3 separate regions of the Homo sapiens genome follow, and regions 1 and 3 are each linked to region 2. A link is a loop called in an ENCODE intact Hi-C map of the cell type or tissue named here. Cell type or tissue: GM12878. All regions are shown on one strand. Region 1 has its middle 150 kb from the start of LINC00358. Region 2 has its middle 34 kb from the start of LINC00459. Region 3 has its middle 90 kb from the start of LINC00358.

Evidence for each region. Hi-C counts contacts between places; a loop is a spot of excess contacts. Peaks named below come from ENCODE experiments on the same cell type or tissue, not always from the same donor. Only the 100,000 strongest peaks of a DNase experiment are listed, where the experiment ranks them.
Region 1: a loop joins it to region 2, with 14 times the contacts of the local background. A loop is called at or near these places in 6 of 110 quality-filtered maps.
Region 3: a loop joins it to region 2, with 10 times the contacts of the local background. A loop is called at or near these places in 15 of 110 quality-filtered maps.

Annotation. Positions count from the first base shown.
Region 1 is chr13:61,877,647-61,885,646 of GRCh38, forward strand. No RefSeq gene overlaps it. Among named protein-coding and RNA genes, the nearest start is that of LINC00358, 150 kb to the right of the region's middle. In GM12878, a CTCF peak has its summit at 3,353 (motif pointing right); a DNase peak (open chromatin) is centred at 3,366.
Region 2 is chr13:62,353,409-62,361,408 of GRCh38, forward strand. No RefSeq gene overlaps it. Among named protein-coding and RNA genes, the nearest start is that of LINC00459, 34 kb to the left of the region's middle. In GM12878, a CTCF peak has its summit at 4,927; a DNase peak (open chromatin) is centred at 4,823.
Region 3 is chr13:62,115,850-62,123,849 of GRCh38, forward strand. No RefSeq gene overlaps it. Among named protein-coding and RNA genes, the nearest start is that of LINC00358, 90 kb to the left of the region's middle. In GM12878, a CTCF peak has its summit at 4,096 (motif pointing right); a DNase peak (open chromatin) is centred at 4,670.

The DNA.
Region 1 (8,000 bases), 480 kb before region 2:
TGAGTAAATCTCACAAGATATGATGGTTTTTAAAAAAGGAGTTCCCCTGCACAAGATCTCTTCTCTTGCCCGCCGCCATGTGAGATGTGTCTTTCACCTTCTGCCATGAGTGTGAACCCTCCCTAGCCACATGGAACTGTAAGTCCAATAAACCTCTTTCTTTTGTAAATTGGCCAGCCTTGAGTATGTCCTTATCAGCAGTGTGAAAATAGAGTAATACAGTAAATTTGTACTGGGAGTAACGCGCTGCTGAAAAGATACCTGAAAATATGGAAGAGACTTTGGAGCTGGGTAACAGGCAGAGGTTGGAACAGTTTGGAGGGCTCAGAAGAAGACAGGAAAATGTGGAAAAGTTTGGAGCTCCCTAGAGACTTGCTGAATGGCTTTGACCAAAATGCTGACTACAATATGGACAATAAAGTCCAGGCTGAGGTGGTCTCAGATGGAGATAAGGAACCTGTTGGAAACTGGAGCAAAGGTGACTCTTGTTATGTCTTAGCAAAGAGACTCTTGACATTTTGCTGCTGCCCTAGAGATTTGTGGAACTTTGAATTTGAGAGAGATAATTTAGGGTTTCTGGCAGAAGAAATTTCTAAGCAGCAAAACATTTAAGAGGTGACTTGTGTGCTGTTAAAGGCATTCAGTTTTATAAGAGAAGCAGAACATACAAGTTCAGAAAATTTGCAGCCTGACAATGTGATGGGAAAGAAAATCCCATTTTCTGAGGAGAAATTCAAGCTGGCTGCAGAAATTTGCATAAGTAACAAGGAGCTAAATGTTAATCCCCAAGACAATGGGAAAAATGTCTCTAGGGCATGTCAGAGGTCTTCAAGGCAGCCCCTCCTATCACATGCCTGGAGGCCTAGTAGAAAAAAATGGTTTCTTGGGTCGGGCTTAGGGTCTCCATGCTGTGTGCAGCCTACGGACTTGGTGCCCTGCGTCCCATCCACTCCAGCCATGGCTGAAAGGGGCCAACGTAGGGCACAGGCCATGGCTTCAGAGGGTGCAAGCCTCAAGCCTTGGCAGCTTCCACATGGCGTTGAGCCTGCCATTGCACAGAAGTTAAGAATTGGGGTTTGTGAACCTCTGCCTGGACTTCAGAGAATGATGGAAATGCCTGGATGTCCAGGCAGAAGTTTGCTGCAGAGGTGGGGCTCTCATGGAGAACTTCTGCTAGGGGAGTGCAGAAGAGAAATGAGGGGTTGGAGCCCCCACACAGAGTCCCTACTGGGGTACTGCCTAGTGGAGCTGTGAGAAGAGGGCCACCATCCACCTGACCCCAGAATGATGGATCCACCAACAGCTTGCATATTTCTCCTGGAAAAGCCACACACACTCAACACAAGCCTGTGAAAGCAGCCAGGATGGAGCCTGTAACCTGCAGACCCATAGGAGTGGAGCTACCCAAGACAATGGGAACTCACCTCTTGCATCAGCATGACCTGGATGGGGTCAACAGAAATCATTTTGGAGCTTTAACATTTTACTGCCTCACTGGGTTTTTAGACTTGCATGGGGCCTGTAACCCCTTTGTTTTGGCCAATATCTCTCATTTGGAATGGTTGTATTTACCCAATGCCTGTACTCCTGTTGTGTCTAGGAAATAACTATCTTACTTTTGATTTTATAGGCTCTTAGGTGGAAGGGAATTGCCTTGTCTCAAATGAAACTTTGGACTATGGACTTCAGAGTAAATGTTGAAATGAGTAAAGATTTTGGGGGACTGTTGAGAAGGCATGATTGGTTTTGAAATGTGAGTACATGATATTTGGGAGGGACTGGGGCGGAATTATATGGTTTGGCTGTGTCCCCACCCAAATCTCATCTTGAATCACAATGTGTTGTGGGAGGGACTCATGGTAGGTAATTGAATCATAGGGGCAGGTCTTTCCCATGTTGTTCTTATGACAGTGAATAGGTCTCATGAGATCTGATGGTTTTAAAAAGGGAAGCTTCCCTGCACAAGCCCTCTTCTCTCGTCTGTGGCCATGTGAGACATGCCTTTCACCTTCTGCCATGATTGTGAGACCTCCACAGCCATGTGGATCTATAAGTCCAGTAAACCTCTTTCTGTTGTAAATTGCTCAGTCTTGGGTATGTCTTTATCAGCAGCATGAAAACAAACTGATATATACACATTACATTTTTTTGAATTTGGTTAGACAGTAACTATCTTTTATTTGATGATTTTACTATTTAAAGTAAGTAAATTATATAGTAATTTAAGTAGTACATTATGTTTGAATTATTTGTCCTTGCTTAATAGCAAAGGATATCAAATTTTCTTGGAATTAGTATGATTTGTTCTGCACATATATCACTAGAAATACTTAAATATCTGAGCACTAATAGAATAGATGGAAAATAGACAAACAAAAATCCCTTGCATGGAGTTTGCCATTTGTTTTTAAATGGACTAGTAAATTTTCATAGTATCTGCTGCAATTATTATACGTAGTTTATAAAGGACTAGCTATTCTAGATATCAATGGAAAATATTGCTGGTGATAATTTCTCTATGAGAAGTGACCCAACTTTAACTAGTGCTCTATTTTTTTTCTGGGATCTTTATAAAGAAGTTCTTTATTTTGCCATAGGAAGCAGAATCAAATGTTCCTCTATTTACCAACATACAAAAAACAAACAAACAAAAAAGCATGCCTAGCGGAGAACATCGATAATGGCAAAAATAATACAGGCACAAAACCAAGACAAATGCCAGTGCTTAGATAGAGAAATAAATAGAAAGCTACAGTAGCCCAGGGTCAGTCCTATTATCTAATAAATTTTTCAGTAAATATTTTTCCAGAGGATAATGGAGAAAAAAAAGTCCTTTAGAAATCAATGTTACCTAAATAATGCCTTCAGCAAGAACATAAACAAAGATGAAGATTTCTCCAATAGTACTTTTGTAAAAGTAATTCTTGAAAATGGATCATTCTTTTTCATATTCTATGTTATAAAGAAAACATCAGAAATCAAAGGGAGAAGAATATACACACGAAAATACAGAAACTAAGGGTTATAATTACCTTAGTGAAGAGAATGCTGAGTTGTCTCAGTTGTACTTTACAATCCTTGTGCCTCTTTCCTTCTCTCTCTCTCTCTCGTGTGTGTGTGTATGTGTGTGTGTTTGTGTGTGTATGTGTGTGTGTATACACACAGACATAACCCAAATATACATTTGGATACATATCCAAACTGCTATATACAAAATATGTTATGAATATTCTGTTGAAACATATACAAGTAAATTTGTATAGACTTATTTACATATACATATAATTATGTATACATGCTGTAGGAAGTTTGAGGGAGCTGGGGCCTGAGTAGGGGAAAAGAGGTAACCACTAGGTGGCAGTATCACAAGCAAGCCTCATTGGGTGCTACTTTGACATTGCTTGCAGGAGAAGTTACTCACGCAGAAGTTGGTAAAGAGGCTGCTTAGTGGAGAAGGAGGGCAAAAGAACTCCAGGGGAGGGAGGCATTAGAGAGGGGACTTAAGTGTCTAAGTGATACAGTTCAGCAGCATAGCAGGAGTCTCTGAGTCAAAGAGCTCTGAAGGACAGTTGTGGCTTGGAGTTTTAATGGCCTCAGTGCTAAAAATAGCTAACTAGCAAATTTGGTGTGCAGTTCCATGTTTTATGCAAAGCGTAAATGGCTAAACATCTGCTCCTTTTGGCTATTTTAAAAATAATTGGATGTGTACAACTTTTTGAGTTTGGTGCAGTGGGCTTGTGTGCTAATGAATCTTGGCCTGCAGTGTAGCAGTATAGGGCCCAATACACAAAGCCTATCTCTTTGGATCAATTATAGAATAAGTACATCTTTCTTTTTCTTTCTTTCTTTCTTTCTTTCTTTCTTTCTTTCTTTCTTTCTTTCTTTCTTTTCTTTCTTTCTCTCTCTTTCTTTTTCTTTCCTTTCTTTTCTTTCTTTCCTTTTCTTTCCTTCCTTCCTTCCTTTCTTCTTCCTTTTTCTTTCTTTCTTTCTCTATCTTCCTTCCCCCTTTCTTCCTTTCGTTTGTTCTCTCTCTCTCATCTGTCTATCTAAGTCTTATTACAGTGTGGCATCAGATATTCTAAACAATTTTTTGTCATATCTGTAGGATCATAATTTTAAAAAACTCTCTAGTTATTTTTATATTGAGATGTTTGTCCTAAACAGACTTTGTGTGTTAACCCTTAAACACTGCTTCTATTATACACATATAACTGCATAAAAATGTTTTGAAAATTGATTTGCCAATTATAAAATGTGTGAAATGCCTAAGTCCTTTAAACTTATAATTCTAGTTTTAATGTTTTTCTACAAGACATCATTAAGAAAGTTAAAATTAAGAAAAGATTTATTTTCAAGACATCTAATCTTAGAGCTCTTCATAATAACAGAACTTGAAAACAAGTAGTATTTCCAATAAGGTTATGGCTAAATAAATAGTAGAAATGATAGTTTGTGAAATTAATTATCATTAAAATACTAGAAAATTCTTCCTTTATATTGTAAATTTCATGAGACCAATAACTTTTTGGTTTTGTTCACTGTTCTACAAGTTCTAGAAAATTTCCTTGTATATAGTAGAACTCCAGTAAATATTTATTGATTGATGGAGTGATCTCCACTATATAAACTGCATAGAAAAAACAGCCTACAAATATATTGTAAAACACTAATAGAAGTTACATAGGATTGACGTGGTTATATTTTTATTTTGTGATTGGATTTTATAATATTTTTTGATATATCAACTTTTACAGATTAATCAAACTTCTCCAATAATTACATTTAAAGTAAACCAGAGGTATTAAACCATGGTTAGTAAATTTTTTTCTATAAAATACCAGGACTTGATTTGTCCCTGCCTAACCCTGCTTTCTTACTGTCTTCTGCAGGTATTGACTCCAATTCACTCCTTTGATAAGCCTACTTGTAAAATAAGGTCTATCTTGGAGGCTTGTTTCCAGGAAACCCAAGCAACATTTACTGATTGTGTCTCATACTAGATTAAAACTCTGCAACAGCAGGGACCATTTCTGTTTTCTGTAGCAGTATATAATCAGTCCCAGCACAGTAGGTAGTAGCTGGCAGGCTCTCAATAAATATAACTTCATATTATGTTGTAGAATAATTAAAATGAGTTGTAGAACAGATACTGATATAATATATGTTAGTAATTTAAACAATAAGTAAAAAGAATGTAGCAAAATTAATAATGTAAATCAATTATGTAAAATACCTATATATACACAACATAAAAATCGATAGGAAACTACTAACATCTCTAATTGTGGATTAATAATTTTCTTTGACTTTTTGATTATCTATATTAAATGCTTTTACAGTTACAATTTTTAAAATTGGGCCGTTACAATTTCTAAAATTAAGTTATTAAATATATGGTCATTGAGGGCTTCTCATTGTAGCAGTTTTAAGCATTAGGTATATAGAAGTGAGCAAAATGAATGAGAGTTGGGATAGAGTATGACTGAAGGGTTCATCACTCACATGTCTGCTATTTGGGCTGAAATGATGAGTGAGGAGAGAGTTGGTCCAACATCAGTGTTTTTCTCCGCTTAGCTTCCTCGTGTAACTGTCTTGCTGTTTCTCACAGAGCAGAAGTCTCCAAACATTAAAACATTTTATATGGTGACTGGCTTCCTCATTGTGTACATACCAAAAGATTCGATAGAAGCTGCCAAGTTTATTATGATCTAGCCTCAAAAATCCTCCAGCATCACATCTGTTCTATTTTATTCATCAAAATATGCACAGAAAAAGGGAGGGCATGAATGAACTCCATCTTTCAATGAGGATAGATTTACATACAGGAGGGAAAGAATGGATGGCTCTTATCTTGAAAACAAGATAATATGTAATCCTTCAATCTGTGTTTTAGGTATGTATCTGATCCAGTTTTAAGGCCTGTTTATTTTGATAGATGAGTTATTTGATACACATATACCTAAGTTAGATATGTTTGGACTTAGTTTTCTCACAGTATTTTAGGACACATTGTCTTTGTAATGTTTCCTTTACAATATATTAGATATAGAGTATTACTTATATTTAGAGGTTTTGAAGGTTAATATTTGTTGCCTTTTTATAATTTGGAAGGTTTGAATTTGTTTTACTTGTGGTAGTGCTTGCCTTTAAGACAATTTATTTAAAAACATATGTTTGAAGATAAAGTGAAATATTTATTCTTGATTCAGCAACTGAAGTAAATGTCTAATGACTCCCTGTACTGAGTAGAAAAATTAGTACAAATTTATTTTCCTTCTCTATGACCTCTCTGCTGATAGAGTCTCGATTCAAGTTGATTGCTTTGATACTTTGATATCTTTACTTCATTTAGTTTCTATTTAAATAACGCATGTTGATCTTTATTAGTTATGTTTGCAGCTTTTCCTAATTATAAATATGTATACCATTAAATTTTTACAATTAAAATCACCCCAATATTTACTATTATTTTTCTTTTAAAACAGATTTCAAATTTCTGCCCTTTTAATAAAGTTCTGCTCTCAGCTAATGATTGGCTGAAGCTCAAAGAAAGTATACTTTTTGACTTCAAGCAATGTTAGTATATCTATTTTTCAAACCTTAATGACAGTTGAAATCATACTTCTATCTCATTTTCTTTCTCTGAGAACCCTATAGGTGTATAGATATTGCTCGATTTTCTCCCAGCATTGAACATTCTACCTAAAACATGTTATACTTTATCAATTTGCATATTTAATTGATAATATATTGAGGGATATTTTGTCTTCCTTATCCAACACTTTAACTCTCATCTCTTAACATTTTTTTATTTTCATTATGCTTGACTTTTTTTGTATACAATATTTGAATTGATGTACATAAGAATATTAAACTTTAGATTTTACCAAAGCCTCCAGAAAAGCAGAATAGATCTCTGCCTTCTTGCTAGAGGACAGTGGCTTAAGTTACATGGAGACCATGAAAGAGCTTACCTGAAATGGAAGTCTTACAAGATAAATCTTGTTTTTTTCAATATCTGTGCCTAGCTCTGCTGATTACCTCTTAATATATAACCCTAAGTAAATCCCAGCATAGCCTATATAGTGAAATTGAGTCATAATGGTAGGAAGAAAACATTAAAAAAAAAAAACTACTAAAGCCAGCAGTTTCTGGGATTTCTTCTTAAATTTGGAAATAGTGAAGACAAGAATTACATTTGACATATAAATGTAGAAAGGATAAGGAGACTCAGTAAACTGGGAAGATTAGAATGAATTTACTGTGTCAGACTTAAGCCAGAAGGACATTGAGTTGACTTGCATCAATCAAACAATAAGAAAAGCAATACTAAGTGCAGGGAGAAGCTCCGCGCTTCCTGTCTTCTGTGAGCCGGAGCTGACAGTGAATGATAATTAGTGAAGCTTGCAGAATTCCGGTGACCTGGATGTTTTCTGACATTCATTCTGAGATAACAACTTACTGCACCCTGCACTTCCCATCATTACAAGAGATGCATAGTAGCTGGTGAACCACTTTGGATTTTGGAGACAGGATCTGCCTCATTTGGCCATACTGCTCTGACCTATTTATCAGGGAATTGAAATACTAGTGCCACTGCGTGCCACGGCTCTGTAGCAAGATCAGGTTGTTTTTAAGGTTACTTTGCCCCTCAGCAGATCTAGTGATGCTAGAGAATTAAGAGTAGATAAAGATCATGTATTGGGTCTCTAGAAAGTCCCAGTTGGAGAGCTGCAGGACAGATCCTTGGAGTTCTGTGTCTTTTGCAGCATAGACATACTCCCCATTTGAGGAGTATGTCAAAATTCCTAAAAATTTTGAATGTTAATAGAAACTAAACACTTAACCTGGAATAGTGAATGTGCAGCTTGAGATGCCTGTTATGAGCTGGAAATTTTCAGAACGAGCAACTTAAAAAATTAGGCAGGTGCAGCATAAATCTCTCATATGACAGAAATATTATAGATAGAATTAGGTCCACAATAGGCTAGAGTTAACAA
Region 2 (8,000 bases):
AATGAAAGATAATAAGAAACTAATAAAAAACAGTTAGCAAGTAGGTAGATTTTAATTCACCACATCAATAATTACAGTAAATGTGAAATTTACAAAAAACTAATTAAAAAAGGAGTTTATTAAATTGAATAAAAACGCAAGACCCAACTGTGTATGTAAACAAGAATCACACTTTAAGTATAATTCAATGACTTTTGTTTAAGACTTTAATCCATTTTGAGCAGATTCTTATATTAGGGTGACATAAAAGTTCTTTTTAATTCTGCATGTGGATTTCCAGTTTCCCAACATTATTTACTGAAGACACTGTCTCTTTTCCACTATCAGTTCTTGCCATCTTTGTCAAAAATAAATTGATTACAGGTGTGTGGGTGAATTTCTAAGCTCTTTTTCTTATCCCAATGGTCAACCTGTTTATTTTGATGTCAGCATAATGCTGTTTTGATTATTATGGCTTTGTAATATATTTTGAAATCTATTAGTGTGGTACCTTCAGCTTTGTTCTCTTTGCTCAAGATTTCTTTGGCTATTCAGGGTCCTTTGTGGTTCCATATAAATTTTAGGGTTTTTAAAAAATTTATTTGAAGAATGACATTGGAATTTTAATAATGATTACATTGATTCTGTGATTTAATTTTGGTAGTATGGGACATTTGAACAATATTAATTTTATCAATTCATAGATACAATGTATATTTCCATTTATTTGTGTAATCTTCAATTTCTTTTATTCATGTTTTATAGTTTCCTGTTTATAGATTTTTCACCTTCATTAAATGTATTCCTAAGTGGTGTTTGACACTATCGTAAGTAGTATCAAAATGGGGTTATTTTCTTAATTTCTTTTTCAGATAGTTTGTTGTTAATGTATAGAAATGCTACGGATTTTTGTAAGTTGATATTGTATCCTGAAACTTTACTGAATTAGTTTATCAGTTCTAATAGTTGTTTGGTGATGAATTTTGGTTTTCTGTGTATAAAATGATATCATCAGCAAACAAGTAATTTCACATCTTCCTTTCTTATTTGGATGATTTTTATTTTATTTTTTCTTGTCTAATTGTTCTGTCTAGGTCTTCTTGAACTATGCTGAAAAAAAGTGTTGAAAGTAGGCATCCTTGTGTTGTCCTTGAACTTAGGGGAAAAGTCTTCAACTTTTTACTGTTTAATATAATGTTCGCTGGAAGCTTGTCATATATGGCCTTTATTGTGTTCAGAACTAGACCTTCTATACTTAATTTATGGGAAGCTGTTATCATGAAAGGATTTGGGTGTTTTTAATCAAATTTTTTTTCTGCATCTGTTGAGATGATCATATACGCTTACTGCACTTTTTTTCTGTTAATATGGTGGATCAAATTTAAAAACTTACCTGTAACTGTTAGATTTACTATTATCAAAAGGATGAAAGATAACAAAAGTTGGTGAGGATGTGGAAAAAGGTAGCCCATGCTGACTGTTGGTGATATTGTAAATTAGTACACTCATTTTAGAAAATAGTATGGAGGGTCCTCAAAAAATTAAGAAGAGAATTACTATATGATCTAGCCATTCCACTTCTGGATATATATCTAAAGGAATTAAAATACATATATCAAAGAGATATCTGTGTCCCATGGTCATTGCAGCACTCTTTACAATAGCCAAAATATGGAAACAATTGAATTGCCCATCAAGGGATAAGTAGATTTTTGAAATGTGGTGTTTATACACAATGGAATCCTATTCAGGCTTGAAAATCCAGTCTATCACTTGTGACCTGGATAAATCTAGAGGACATTATGCTAAGTGAGGTAAGCCAGGCACAAAATAAAAAATACTACATGATTTCACTTATATCTGGAACCTCAAAAGAATTTAACTCAAGAAGTTGAGAGTAGAATGAAAATTACCAGAAGCTGAGGGAGGGAATGGATGGAGAAAGGGGAGATTTTGGTGAAACAGTAGAATTTTCAGTTAGACAGGAGTAATCAATTCTGTTGATGTCTTGCACAGCATGGTGACTATATTTAGTAATAAGGAATTATATATTTTAAAACAGCTAAAAGAAAGAATTTGAATGTCCTTGCCACAAAAAATGATAAGTATTTCAGATGATAAATATGTTAATTAGCCTAATTTGATCATTCCACAATATATACCTATATCAAAACATCACATTGTATCTCATAAATATATACAATTATTATTTGCTAATTAAAATTAATATTAAATTTAAGAAGTATCATAGCTAGTAAATACTGCAGCTAGGGAGAAACTAAAGTGACTATATACAGATGTATCTATCTATATCTATACAAATAGAAACATGTCAAAAAGATGGTTATCCAAAATGAAAGAATAAAATATACCATGCAAGGTTTAATCAAAACCAAGCTAGAGTAGTTTTATTAATGTTAGTCACAGTACACTTGACAATAAGAAATACAGTCACAGTGAAGGACATTTCATAATAATAAAAAGGTCAATTTTTGAAGAAATCATATCAATCCTAAATATTCATGCACCTAATATAAAGCAAACACTGAAAGAACTACAGTGAGAAATAAACAAATCACATTCATAGTTTACATTTCAATTATTTTCCCCACATAATTAAAAGAACAAATAGGCACTAATAGAACAAATAATCAATAAAAATAGAGCAACTAGAAAATCAGAAATGATATAAAACACCTACGTAACCCTATCAACCAACTGGACCTAACTGATTTTTTTTAAAACACTACACCTGATAAATGTAGAACATATTGCTTTCAAAGACACAGGAACAATGCATATACAGAACATAGAACACCTTCTGAGCTGCAAAACAGACCTTGAAAATGTAACAGAATGGAAATTATATAAAATATATTCCTAGAATATGATAAAATTAAGGTAGATATTGATGAGAGAAAAATATTTAGAAAATTCACACAATTTGAGGAAATAACATATTTTAAAATAACATTTCAAAGAGGAAGTCTTATACAGGAAATTAAGCATATCTTGTAGAAAACAAAAACAAAGAACACATCAAAATTTGTGGCATTCAGGTAAAGAATCAATTAAATATAAATTTATGGCACTAAATTAGGTTATTAGAAATATATAAAGTTCTTAAATTAGATAAGTTTCCAACATAAAAAACTAGACTAGGAAGAGCAAATTGTGACAAAAACAAGAAGATAATGAGGGTGGAGCAAAATGGCCAAAGAGTGCTGCAGTAATTGTCCCCTATAGGAACATCAGATAAAAGAGAGCACCTTCATAAGAACCAAAATATCAGGGAAGCAATCACAGTATCTTTGTTACTGGAAAAGGACTCTTGTCTCAGGCTCCAAGTGTGGGTTCTTGGATCTCACGTGAGAAATAATTCAGGGCAAGTCTCGGAATATAGTAAAGTTAATACAGTTTATTAGAAACTACTCTGTCACAGAATACAGCATCTTCATAAAGCAAAAAGAGAAACACCCCTACCTTAAACATAATGCTTGCTTATATAGGATATCATGGCTATGAATAGTGTACTTTATTATAAAAGCTTGTGATCAGCTTGTGACAGGCTATTAGTACTGTTATTTTCCTATGTAACTATTGATTTCAGCAATAATGATGACTGTACTATTTAAAGCAAAACTTATTCAACTAAAAATCTCTTTGTTCTTGAAATATTGGAACATTTCCACAAGTTCTGGGTCTTTAGTTGGTTAGCATTACTAACTAATTTGCTCAACCATAAACATATTATGACCAACAATGCCTAACCCTCTTGGAATGTAATCCAGTAGATTTGGCATTATCCAGCCTCTATTCAAGATGGAATCACTCTGGTTAGCATGCATCTGACACGTTGTTTTAACATAACAACAAGGAAAGACACACTGAAGAGGGTAGGGAAGACAATTTGGCATTGCCTACACCACATCTCTCCTAATCCCAGGCAGTGCAGGGCAGAAAGAGAATCTGTGTGCTTTGCAGGGAGAGCAAAGTGAGTGTGAGACTTTGTATTGGAATTCAGTGCTGCCCCGTGGCAGCAAAATAAAACACAGGACAGAATTTTGCCAGTGTCTACAGACATTTAGATCAGTGCTGGGGTGGAGGGGAATCCTCCGTCAGTCCAGGCTGGAATCACAGCCAGCTGATTAAAGTTACCTAGGTCCCCAAATCACAGCCAGCTGATTAAAGTTACCTAGGTCCCCAAATAAATTTGAGTGGTGGTCAGGCCACAAGGATTGCAGTCACTGGGCAAGCCCTGGTGCTGTGCTGGTCTCCGAAGCAATGGATTTGGGATGTGAATCAGTGCAACACCAGCTGTAAAGGCCACGAGAGTGCTTGTGTCACCCCCCCCCCCGCCCCCGCAAATCCATGCAATGCAACTTGGGGAGACACTCCTTCCACTTGGTAGAAGGACAGGGAAGAATACAGAGGACTTTGTCTTATAATTTGGGTCCAAGTTCAGTCACAGAAAAATAAAGCTTCAGACAGATTATTAAAGCCATTGATTCTAGGCCTTTGCTCCTGATAGCATTTCTAGATATACCCTTGGCCAGAAGGGAATCTGCTGCTCTGATGAGATGGACCCAGTCTCAGCAAGATTCACCATCTGATGGTGGTGGTTTTGGACCTTGAATAAACATCAGCAGCAACCAGGCAGTAGCAACCATGAGCCTTGGGTGAGCCCCATTACTGTGCTTTTCTGGAAAGCCATAGTCTTCAGGTAAGACCAAGCATGATGACAGTTGTGGTGGCCATGGGAGTTGCCTGCATCAACCCTTCTTTAATTCCAGGCAGCCTAGAGCAGAGAAAGCCTTCTTCTGAGGGAAAAAGACGAAAGAGAATGAGAGACTTTGCCTAGCAAAGGGAATTCTCTTCCTTAACTCCACCAGGGCTGTGTATCTAGGCGTCTGCAAGAGTCACAGCATTCCTGAGCTTACAGTGCACCCTAGTGCTGAAATGAATGCAGTGACTGCAGGCTTAGGTCACAACAGTCAATCCCCCTTGAATTTCTTGGAATGCCCTCTCAAGAAGAATGGGGACAAACAAGCCAGGACTGTGAAGACTGGAATGAATATCTGACTTATCAGCAGAAACATTACAGGCTGGGAGCTAGTAGAATGACATATTCAGAGTGCTGAAGGGAAGGAAGAAAAAAACTTTCCTCCTAGAATTTTATATCCAGCAAAATTCTCCTTCTAACATGAGAGAAATAAAGACTTTCACAGAGGTACAAGAGCTGAAGAATTTTGTCACCACCAGAGTTATCTTACAATAAATGCTAAAGAAATTTCTTTAAACTGAAAGAAACAGAAATTAACAAACAACAAGTAATTATCTGAATGTATAAAATTCATGGGTAATAGTAAGTCCAGACAAATATGGAATATTCTAACATCTAATTGCAATATCTAAACCACTCACATGTTTTAGAAGGAATATAAAAAGTCAAATCTGTCAAAATAATAACTAAAACAATTGTATTGAAGATTCTTGCCAATGTCATCAAGCAAAAAATAAATGAACTACATCCACATTAGAAAGAAAGAAGTAAAACTGTCTGTATCCACTTATGACTCTCTGTGCGGAATATCACATGGAATCTAAAGACATGTATAAATAAGGTTAGACATGTTGAATATAGAATCTATATAAAAATCTGTTGTATTTCTATGTGCTAGCAATAAACAATTGGCATGAAAAAATTAGGTACTGTTTACAACAGTGTCAAAACTGTGAAATAATATTGAATATGTTTAAAAATCTTTTTCTTTGCTCACCAAATATTTATTTTATTTTTGAGATTTACTATAAAATTATTAACTTCAGAAAATAGAATGTCAAGTTTGAAAAAACCCCTTAAAATTTACCTGTTCAAGTTGTTCTTGGCCTGTTTACTTTTACTAAATACTTTATCAAAGAAAGTGAACTCTGCCACTACTGAAAAAGAAAATCACTTCTTCCAAGAATGACATTGGTTAGTTAGTTGGAATTCTGTTGTATTTATCACTTACAGTAAGTTTCAAAACAAAATAACATTTCCAGTGGTAGTTCTTGGAGTAAGTTTTATTTGTTTCACTTCCTGTGTTGAGTTGCATGGATCTAGAATTTATAAAAAATAGATTAAAACCAGGATAGGAAATTCAAGAGAATAATGAAAAACCCAGTTTTTGAAAGTCTGAAGTAGTCAAGACATTAGAAGTTTGTGCCATCTTTTAGTAAAAGGTAAACTCATTGAATGAAAACGACCTGGATGAACAGTAGCTGACAAAGCAGACCAACAGCACAGTTTATTTCAAACAGCACCACAAAAATAAATAGCAGCATTGTTAAAGGAGAGTGCGCAATTCAAAGATAATGCTAAAGTAAAATAATAATATGTGAGCAAGGAAATATAGTAAAAGGTGAAAACCAAGCACATTACATTTTGAAAACAAATTGTATACAGCAGGTGTGATAGGTATTTCTAAAGTGAAAAGATCAGGCATGAGAATATCATACACCAAAGGCCACAGTATAGAGCAATAGAAATAGTTTAAAATATATCCTCTTAGTACATTTAGTACATAGCAGGAAACAGATGACTTTTAGAGTTAAAACTTTATTACAGACAACCCATTATGTGCATAAAACATGATGTTTTAGACCATTAGTGCTTAAGAAATTCACAGGACAGTAGATAAGTTTCTACTGAAAGCCTCTTATTAAAGTTTGCTTATGAGCAGTACATTAAATAATCATAAGAAAGGATGAATGTAAATTTTCAAGGCCAGTGCACACTTCTTCAGTATTTGTTATGATAATCTGTGAAAGAAAATTACTTCCTGGAAAGAAGCTTAATATTTTTGGGCGTGTATTTTCATTTTTAAAACGATAACAGATTTTGATGCATGATACAATTATCTGTTTAAGAGCTTTTTGTCATTGATCAGAAACTGTATTATGTTTCTTTTTTTTGTTCTTGTGGGTTTTGTAAAACATGCTGCAAAGGCAGTCTATTGTAAAGGTTTCATGTTTTATTTTCATCATTTATGTAAGCTTCACTATACTCATTTTCTAGTATGATTAGATGGTTGTAAATAAAATGCATTGAAGCAGATACAATCTAATACTAACAATGCTAAGCAACTGGAAAGATGCTATAATAAGAGCAAAAAGGTTCATTTGAAAAGGGAAAGATAGAAACACATTTCATTTGAATTATCAATACCAACGAAAGCAATACCAAAATCCTCTGAAATATCATAAAGAGCAGCCTGTGTGCAGAGATCCCTTTTCTAATTTCATAAATTGGTCTCCATGTGCTCCTCCAAGCAAGCAGGGATAAACTTTTAGAAAAGTAATGCAACACTTAATTCATTTTGACAGAATCTTTAACAGTGCATGCTGGTGACACAAGTGTTCAAATGGCTTTAGTACCCAGTGAAACAGAGCCTAATTATCTTATTAAACCATTGTAGATGGTTGTGTTTATTTATCAGTGGGAGGCATGAAAGAGAGGGAAAAGAACACTTATCTGGATGAAGGTTATAAAATGTGCAGTTTAACTGTCAAAAGAAAAATAAAATATGCATGGGAGACAGGTTTAGAATAAAATGTGTTGCTCTCTTTTCCTTAAAAAAATGTAGCTGAGGTTAGGCTACATTTTAGCCTGTGATCTTAAATACTTTTAATAAAATTTCTGAGCAAGCAAGTAGAAAAGCCATCATTTGAATTTCCATTTAAATGTTATTTTAAGTCATATTTTCAGCGAAAACTTTATGAAGACCCTTTTTTCAAGGTGATAACTGAGTTCACCACCCACAAAATGCCATACTTAATAAAAATTATACTAACATATTTTCTGTGGTTATCATCTTTTGCAGTTTTTTCTTTCATATATTATGTAATGTGCCTAAGGATAGATCCCTGGGGAATCACAAAAATAATGCTAACGGGTTGCACGCTGGATCTAAGGAATTCCTGGAAGAAACAATGATTTTCAGGTGATTAAATTGTTAAATTTTTAGTTTGTAAATAGT
Region 3 (8,000 bases), 240 kb before region 2:
CAGTGGGGCTTCAGGAGCTGTAAACATTCACCCCTTAGACACTGCCATGGGGTCGGAGCCCCACAGCCTGCCCATCTGTATGTTCCCATACAGGTTTGAACAGCAGGGCACTGAAGAAGTGAGCCACACCACATCACATGCCTTGTGAGGTGGACAAGGGAACTTTTCCCGTTTCAATAGGTTAATCATTTCTAGGTTAGTTTCTTGAATGTGTCCTCCCTGTACACTAAGACACAGTTTTGGAGTACAGTCTTTTCTCATCCAATATCTAGTATTGTAATTGAGTAGGTTAGCTTCAAAATGCATTTTAAACGTTTTTTTTCCTCCTTCCTTCCCAGTCTCAAGATGTAACCTCAAAGCAAAAGGTAGAAAACTTGTTTTTCTTCATCTTAAAATATAGCCTTGAAACCTACTATGAAATTCCCCTCCCTTCTCTTTCCCACCATGTTCCCCCTTACCCCATGCAAGGTTACCTAACTATATGCTTATTAAGAAATTCCAGGGCCTAACTGAAAACAAACCAGGCATGAAGGCCCAGCTGCAGAATTCACCTCCACTTAATGATTGCCTCAAAACCAATAATCTACAGCCTGGTTACTGTCAAGATGACACCATCCCACACTCCCAGTGGATCATAACTCAATACAGGCATTAGAACAAGATTCACAGTTTCTGCACCTTGTACAACTCCTGCAGACCTCCCATATCAAGCTTCCCCTTTTTAAACCCTTTTCTTCAGCCCAAACTATTGAAGTTGGTTCTAGTGGGATGTAGCATGCCTGCTTCCCCACTGCTAGTTCTAGATATAAAATCACTTTCCTTTCACTGCACTTAGTCCTGTTTTTGACCTTGCAAGTCAGGCCTGCACTCAATTATAGTATGAGAGGGAAAAACTTTAACGATGGTGGGCCGGGCCTGGTGGCTGATGCCTGTAATCCCAGAACTTTGGGAGACTAAGGTGGGTGGGTCACTTGAGGACAGGAGTTGGAGACCAGCCTGGCCAACATGGTGAAACCCCCACCTCTACTAAAAACACAAAAATTAGCCAGGCATGGTGGTGTGTGCCTGTAATCCCACTTACTTGGGAGGTTGAGGCAGGAGAATCGTTTGAACCCAGGAGGCGGAGGTTGCAGTGAGCCAAGATCTTGCCACTGCACTCCAGCCTGGGCAACAAGATAGACTCCATCGCAAGAAAATTAAAACAGTTAAGGATGGAGGACATTGTTCAGAAAATAAAATTCAAGAGAAAGTTATGTTATTGCTGGTTCTTTACCATCAGATTTCATTAAAAATGTCATCTACTCGCATTTCAGAAAGATGAAAATAAGTAAAAAAATCATTACAGGACAATCTTATTTTATCTTGCATATATATATATATCTTTCATATATATATCTTGCATATATATATGCATATACATATATCTCATGTAAAAAAGCTCTGGCTTTGATAAATGTATGAGAGTTTGACTTCAGAAGCCCCATAATGTGTATAGGTTAGTTTATGTTTACTGTGAATTTGTTTTTACTTTAATGCTAAAGCAAGGGAAATCAATATCTACTTCAATTTTTTAAGATTCTAAAGAGGCATTTATCACATAGGCATGTTTTTTTTTATTTTCAGGAAGATTATATAAGAATATATTCTTAAAATTTATTGTATTTAATTCTTCCTAAAGAGAAAACAAGAAAAACATATCCAAGTTACATTAATGATTTTGAAACCTTTATTCGAATTGATAGCTCTGCACAAATTTGCTGTCAAAACATGCAAATAATCAGGTTTTTGCCTTTTCTTCCCCACCCTTTAGAGAGGGTGTCAAGCTGAAGTAAAATTAGTAACTGAGGAAAGAGTTAAAGTTCTTTTTTAAAATCTATTTTTTAATTTTTACAATTTTTAATTGAAAAAGTATAAATTGTATATATTCATGGAGTACAATGTGGTGTTTTGACAAGTGTATACATTGTAGGATGATTGAATAAGGTTGATTAGCATATCCATCCTCTCAACTATTTATCATGTCTTTTTGTGACTATATTTAAAATTACACATTGCATAAAACTCACCCTTCATGTTTACAAATGTAATTATGGTAATTAATTTTAGATTTGTTAAGTCACTACCTATAAAACAACCTTCATAGACAACAGAAAATATAGTATGTAAAAAGAAAATTTTAAAAAAACATTGCTTATCTGTTTTCAATGAAAAGCTAAAAAAATTGTCATTTATTCAGACTAAAACCTCAAACCAAAGAAAGATAGAGCAAACATTGTTAAAATGTTAGCTCACAAGCATTTAGAAAAATACTCATCAAGGATATATATGCACACACACACACACACATATACACACACACACACACAAACATATGTATTACTATTATTTTTTTTTTGGAGATCGAGTCTCACTCTGTTGCCCAGGCTGGAGTGCAGTTGTGCAATCTCTGCTCAATCCAACCTCTTGCCTCCTGGGTTCAAGAGAGTCTCCTGCCTCAGCCTTCTGAGTAGCTGGGATTACAGGCACACGCCATCCCACCTGGTTTTCTTTAGTATTTTTAGTAGAGACGGGGGTTTCATCATCTTGGCCAGGCTGTTCTCAAACTCCTGACCTCAAGTGATCGGCTTGCCTCGGCCTCCCAAAGTGCTGGAATTACAGGCATGAGCCATCACACTGAGCTGATATTTTTATTTTCTAAACTTTTTTGGCTAAAGATATACAACAGTTGTTCTCTGATTACAGTATCATTTAATTATTTTCCACTTCCCTTGTAACAATGCAAAAAGAATACCCTTCTTTCTCTACTGCTGCACTATACGTAGCTAATTTATGGAACTGAATGATTTTTGCTTTCAAATGACATTACTGACACTATTTCTTTTCCTGCTTTGTTTTTTACTCATCCTGGTTTTAATCATAAATCTCAGGAGAGCTCTATTTTCTTCATCTTGTTCAATAGGCATTGTCTCAGTCTAAGCTCTTAGGCTTTTCTCTCTTAACTGATTATGATGACTTCTATTACAAAAATAGCATTTATTAAAACAAATCTATTAATGAGTGTGTCTACCTAGAAATAAAAAAGAAGTAGGAGTTTTTTGGTGTTTTTTTTTTCCTTTTTCATCCTCTCCTTTAAAAACTAGAGCATGCAGGATATATGATGCTGAATTATACTGAGATTTAATTAGTCTTTAAAAAGATGCAAATGAAGAAGGACACTCTATTTGGAATTTAGGCAATTTTTAGAATTCAAAAATAGTTTTGTTTTTTCTCCTGGCACCAGTCTTTTTCTCCTAAGGATATGTGCCTTCTCTTGTATCTTTCTCCATGTACCTTTCTAAATATTTTAAATATTTACTTGTCTTGTTACCAACTCTGTTTCACTAAAATTTTCTTTTCATGAATTGCTACAGAATTGATTTAAAATTAGAATATATTTTTAGGCAAAAGAAACTGGTTAACGAGTTGTCATAAGTAACACATATGTTTAGTGTAACTTCTTTACGTTTATGAACTTAGGAGGACAGAAAGTGGGGATGCTACTTCAGACTTTGCAATGAGGTATGTATGTTTGAAACTCCCATTGAGTATGTGTCTGAATATATCACTATGTAAATAGAAAATTCACATCAATGGATCTTAATTTACCTTCCAAAATTTTTTTGACTGCAGATGCATACTAAACAGTGGAAACTAAAAATAATGGTTTTGTCCTTTTAAAATTAAATTTATAATCATTTATGATTTTAGATGAAAAGATACAGAATATTATTCAAGGAAAAATGTACACTGATGCATATGCATACATACATATTTTATTGCGCTATTTAAAACTAGATATTTTTAATAGGATGTTGAATAAATTCCAGCTACTCTGAGATACAAGGCCATCGAAATGCTGAAAAGAATATCGGATTGAAATAAACAAATCAATTTTTGGAGATAGAATATGATTCCCAAATAAGGAAGCAAGATCTTTCAGGATATAAATGATTAAAGACTTAATCTGGAACCTTGTGGATAAAGAAAGAAAAATCTCTGATATTAGGTTTGTAATTTATACAATACCTGAAACTGAACACTGGGTGGCAATGTTTATCTACTTTTATTTTTATTACAGCTTTTTCAGCAATTCCAAAGATGTAATAGAACTAAAGTTTCTTGTCTTCAAGGTTATTTGTGGGTCTTAAGACACTGAAAAAATCTTTTATTTTTTTTTTAAGTATTTTGGTTCCTTGGTTTTGTGCACAGAATAGTGTCCGTTTTCTGTCCCTCAAGTGCTGTTCTCAATCCATTCATTGACTCTAGCAAAATCAGGCATGCTGTAGAGAATTATCAGTGGAAGAGAAAAATAAGAATCACTAAAGATCTAGACAAACCATAATATAGTAGCAACATGAAAACATCTTGGAATATTTATTTTTGGGAATTAAATGTTGAGGGGTGACAACAAAACGTTCATCATTGAATCAAAATTAGTATGATAAGCTTTTCTTTCTGATTTTGGTTGATGTTCAGAACTATTTAATAGAGCAAGTCAGACGAAAAATTAAAAACACATTGATCAAGCAGTTAAAACCAAATAAGGCCTTCAATTGTATTGTAGCTAAATTTCCTCTTCCAATTCTTACATTCAGATCTAGAGCTGGCATGGGACCAAAGTGTTGAGGCAAGTTAGAATTCAGCACCTTCCCTTCTTCCTTTTCAGGACTCACTTACAACCTTAGATAGATAAGAATCAGAAAGAGCCTCTGGTGCTATGCTAGACTGCTAGGCAGCTTCAAGAGACCAGTTATTTTGGTTTTCTGGAGAATACTTCCTGACATTGACATCAAAAGGATTAAACGGCAATGATTTAGGAGTTCCCCGGAAAAATCAGAACTGACTAAAGCTCTCCAGTGGGAATCTTAACTCAAAAATCACTGCTCTATGAGAAATTCTAGTTATAAAGGATTCCAACCTGCTTGTCACATATTGGATTTGTGCTTCACAATATTAATAATTTTACTTTAGACAAAGTTAGGCTGAATATTGTGTCATTTTTGCCCTAGAAATAGGCTTTGAATAATTTATTTGGTTTCAATGTGTTTTCTGTATTTATTTTTTATGGTGGTAATATTTACTATTATATTGTAGCTCTCTTATGAATGGGGAGCAAAGATAACAGCAAGAAAAGAAAGGAGCTTCTAAACCTCACTGTTAGAAATACAGCAAAGTATTCATGGGAAAAAGTAGGGAAAACATTTTCATCTTGACTGGTTGAAGGCAATTGATGAGTGCAATCAATATATACGTGCAATAATTCATTGTACACAAGATAAAAGGAAATCTGTATTGAGTGACAATTGCTCTTCTATGAGTATAGTGCATTTCTGCAGAAAGAAAAAAGAGAGAGAGAGAAAGAAAAGGAGAAAGAGAGAAGGAAGGAAGGGAGGAAAGAAAGCAGGCAGCAAGCTCGGCCAAGTCACGGCTTAATAACTGTATAGCTAATATAGATATAATTTTTTTAAATGACAAAGATGTTAACAATAGAAAGAACTAGATACACTTCTTGAAAAGAGTAACTTTCCTAGTTATAGCCTTTAGAAAATGTCATTGATATACTGGGCGGGCGCAGTGGCTCACGCCTATAATCCCAGCACTTTGGGAGGCCGAGGTGAGCGGATCACGAGGTCAGGAAAGCGAGACCATCCTGGTTAACATGGTGAAACCCCGTCTCTACTAAAAACACAAAAAATTAGCCGGGCGTGGTGACAGGCGCCTGTAGTCCCAGCTACTCGAGAGGCTGAGGCAGGAGAATGGCGTGAACCTGAGAGGCAGAGCTTTCAGTGAGCTGAAATCATGCCACCCCAGCCTGGGCAACAGAGTGAGACTTCGTCTCAAAAAAAGAAAAATAAAAAAGAAAAAGAAAAAGAAAAAGAAATTATCATCGATAAACTATAGATGTGTAATAATTTGAAAAAAAAAGAGATTTTCATTTTTCAGCCATTGGTGAAACGGTTCCTCCATATACAGGTAGGAAATAGACAACACATGTGAAACAAATTTTTAAAAATTGGACAATAGGCAGTACAAATCCATCCTTGGGAGAAAGGAAACAAAAGAGATGAAATTGCTACCTGAGCTTTCTGTTGGGAAGCAATTTCCAAACTATGGACAGAGAAAAGGGGAAACCCAGAGTATGGGGGCTTCACTGAGTTGAAAAGGCAGAAATCAAGAGTTTTTGGAGTCTGAGGTAGCTCAAAGTTGTAAAGCAGAGTTCTAGAAAAATGGGAAACTATGCCAAAAAGACTTCACAAATTTGCACAGTTGTCCTATCTAGGTCATTCTACATGTTCGGCCTGGCCCCTCTTGTATTAAGTAAAAGTACGTGAAACAGTGAAGAAAAAACTGGGAGGTGTAAGATGAACAACTTCTGCAGCTCACACAGAGTAAGAAAATTTTTGAGCCCTTGAACAGCCAAGACAAAGCCTCCTTGGTTGTCACTAGCACATTGAACGGTGAAGTCAGAGTGAACTGTCGGCAGATTAAAGCTCTTCATAGACTAGTCATATAAAACTTTTAAAGTGGGCTAAAAAGGAATAGGCCCTACTGTAACTAGTTTAACTATCAAAAGCAAAACTAAACATTCTTAAAGAAAGGAAGATTAATAGACTCTAGACACTCAACAAAATAAATTTAACCATATGGAATATCTAATTTTTAAATGAAAGGAAAAAAGTGACCTATAATTGTAAAAGTCAGTTAATATATAAAGACTCGAAAAAGATAGAAGTCATGAAATTATTAGACCACTGAGTTTAAAGAATTATTAAATCTAGGTACAAATATTCAAAGAAACACATAATCAATGAGAAGAGAAATTACATTTTTTTAACAACTATATGAAACGTGATGAAAATAAAATATGTGAAATACAAATTTATCTGGGTGTGATCAATAGCAGATTAGACATTCTAGAAGAAAATATCAGTGATCAGGAAGATATAGCAATAGGTTCTACTTAAAAAAAGCAAAGAGAAGCAAAAAGGTAGTGTAAAAGGATTACAGAGAAAGGGTAAATTGTGAAATAATAGGAAGTTTTTTACATATTAATAAGGACAGTCTTACAAATATATGTACACTTCACAACTAATTTAGCTATTTCTGTTTTTGAAAAATAGCAAAATACAAAAACAATAAAAATTGATTTCTGTGATGGCATAAATAGTGTATTGCAAGACTTAGATATTTTGTTCAGAGAAAGCACAGTTACATAATTCACTGATTTGTTTTTTGAAGGAAGATTTTTTTTTGTGAAGACCATTCATGAATTTAGGGTGCATTTCATTAGTATTGACCTCTTAAACAAGGTCAAGTTCTTATACTATAGTATCCTTTTATCTCAAGAACACTTGACTATACATATAGATGCCTTTAGTATATTTATATGTGTGTTTTTGTTTATGGAGGTATTCTCTGAATAGGAAAAGGCAATGAACATGGACATAAGAGATTTATATCCTCATACCAGAAACATTGTGATCTCAGCCTTGATCCACAGAACTTTTCCCTTTTCCTTTTTTGTGGTGGAATATAGTAAAGGAAACATATAATCATGGAGAGAAATTATGATAACGAGAGGAACATTCTATCTGCAAACTAATAATATATATATTCTATCTGCAAACTAATAATAATGACAGGAACATTCTATCTGCAAACTAATCTATGCTATTCTTGGCTATGTTCCATAACAATGTCTCTCTTCTTTGACCATACAGGGAAACATGATCCATGACCAGTCCCATAAGGCTAGCTCAGCTGTTAGGAAAATAAAACAGTCAATTATTAGTCTTAAAATGGGCACAAAAATACAGTTCAATAAAATAAATAAGATCTAGTATTCAATAGCCCAATAGGGTCACTATAGTTAATAATAATTTATTGTATATTTTCAAAAGTAACTAAAAACGTAGAATTAGAATATCCTAACACAAAGAAGCGGTAATGTTTGAGGTGAT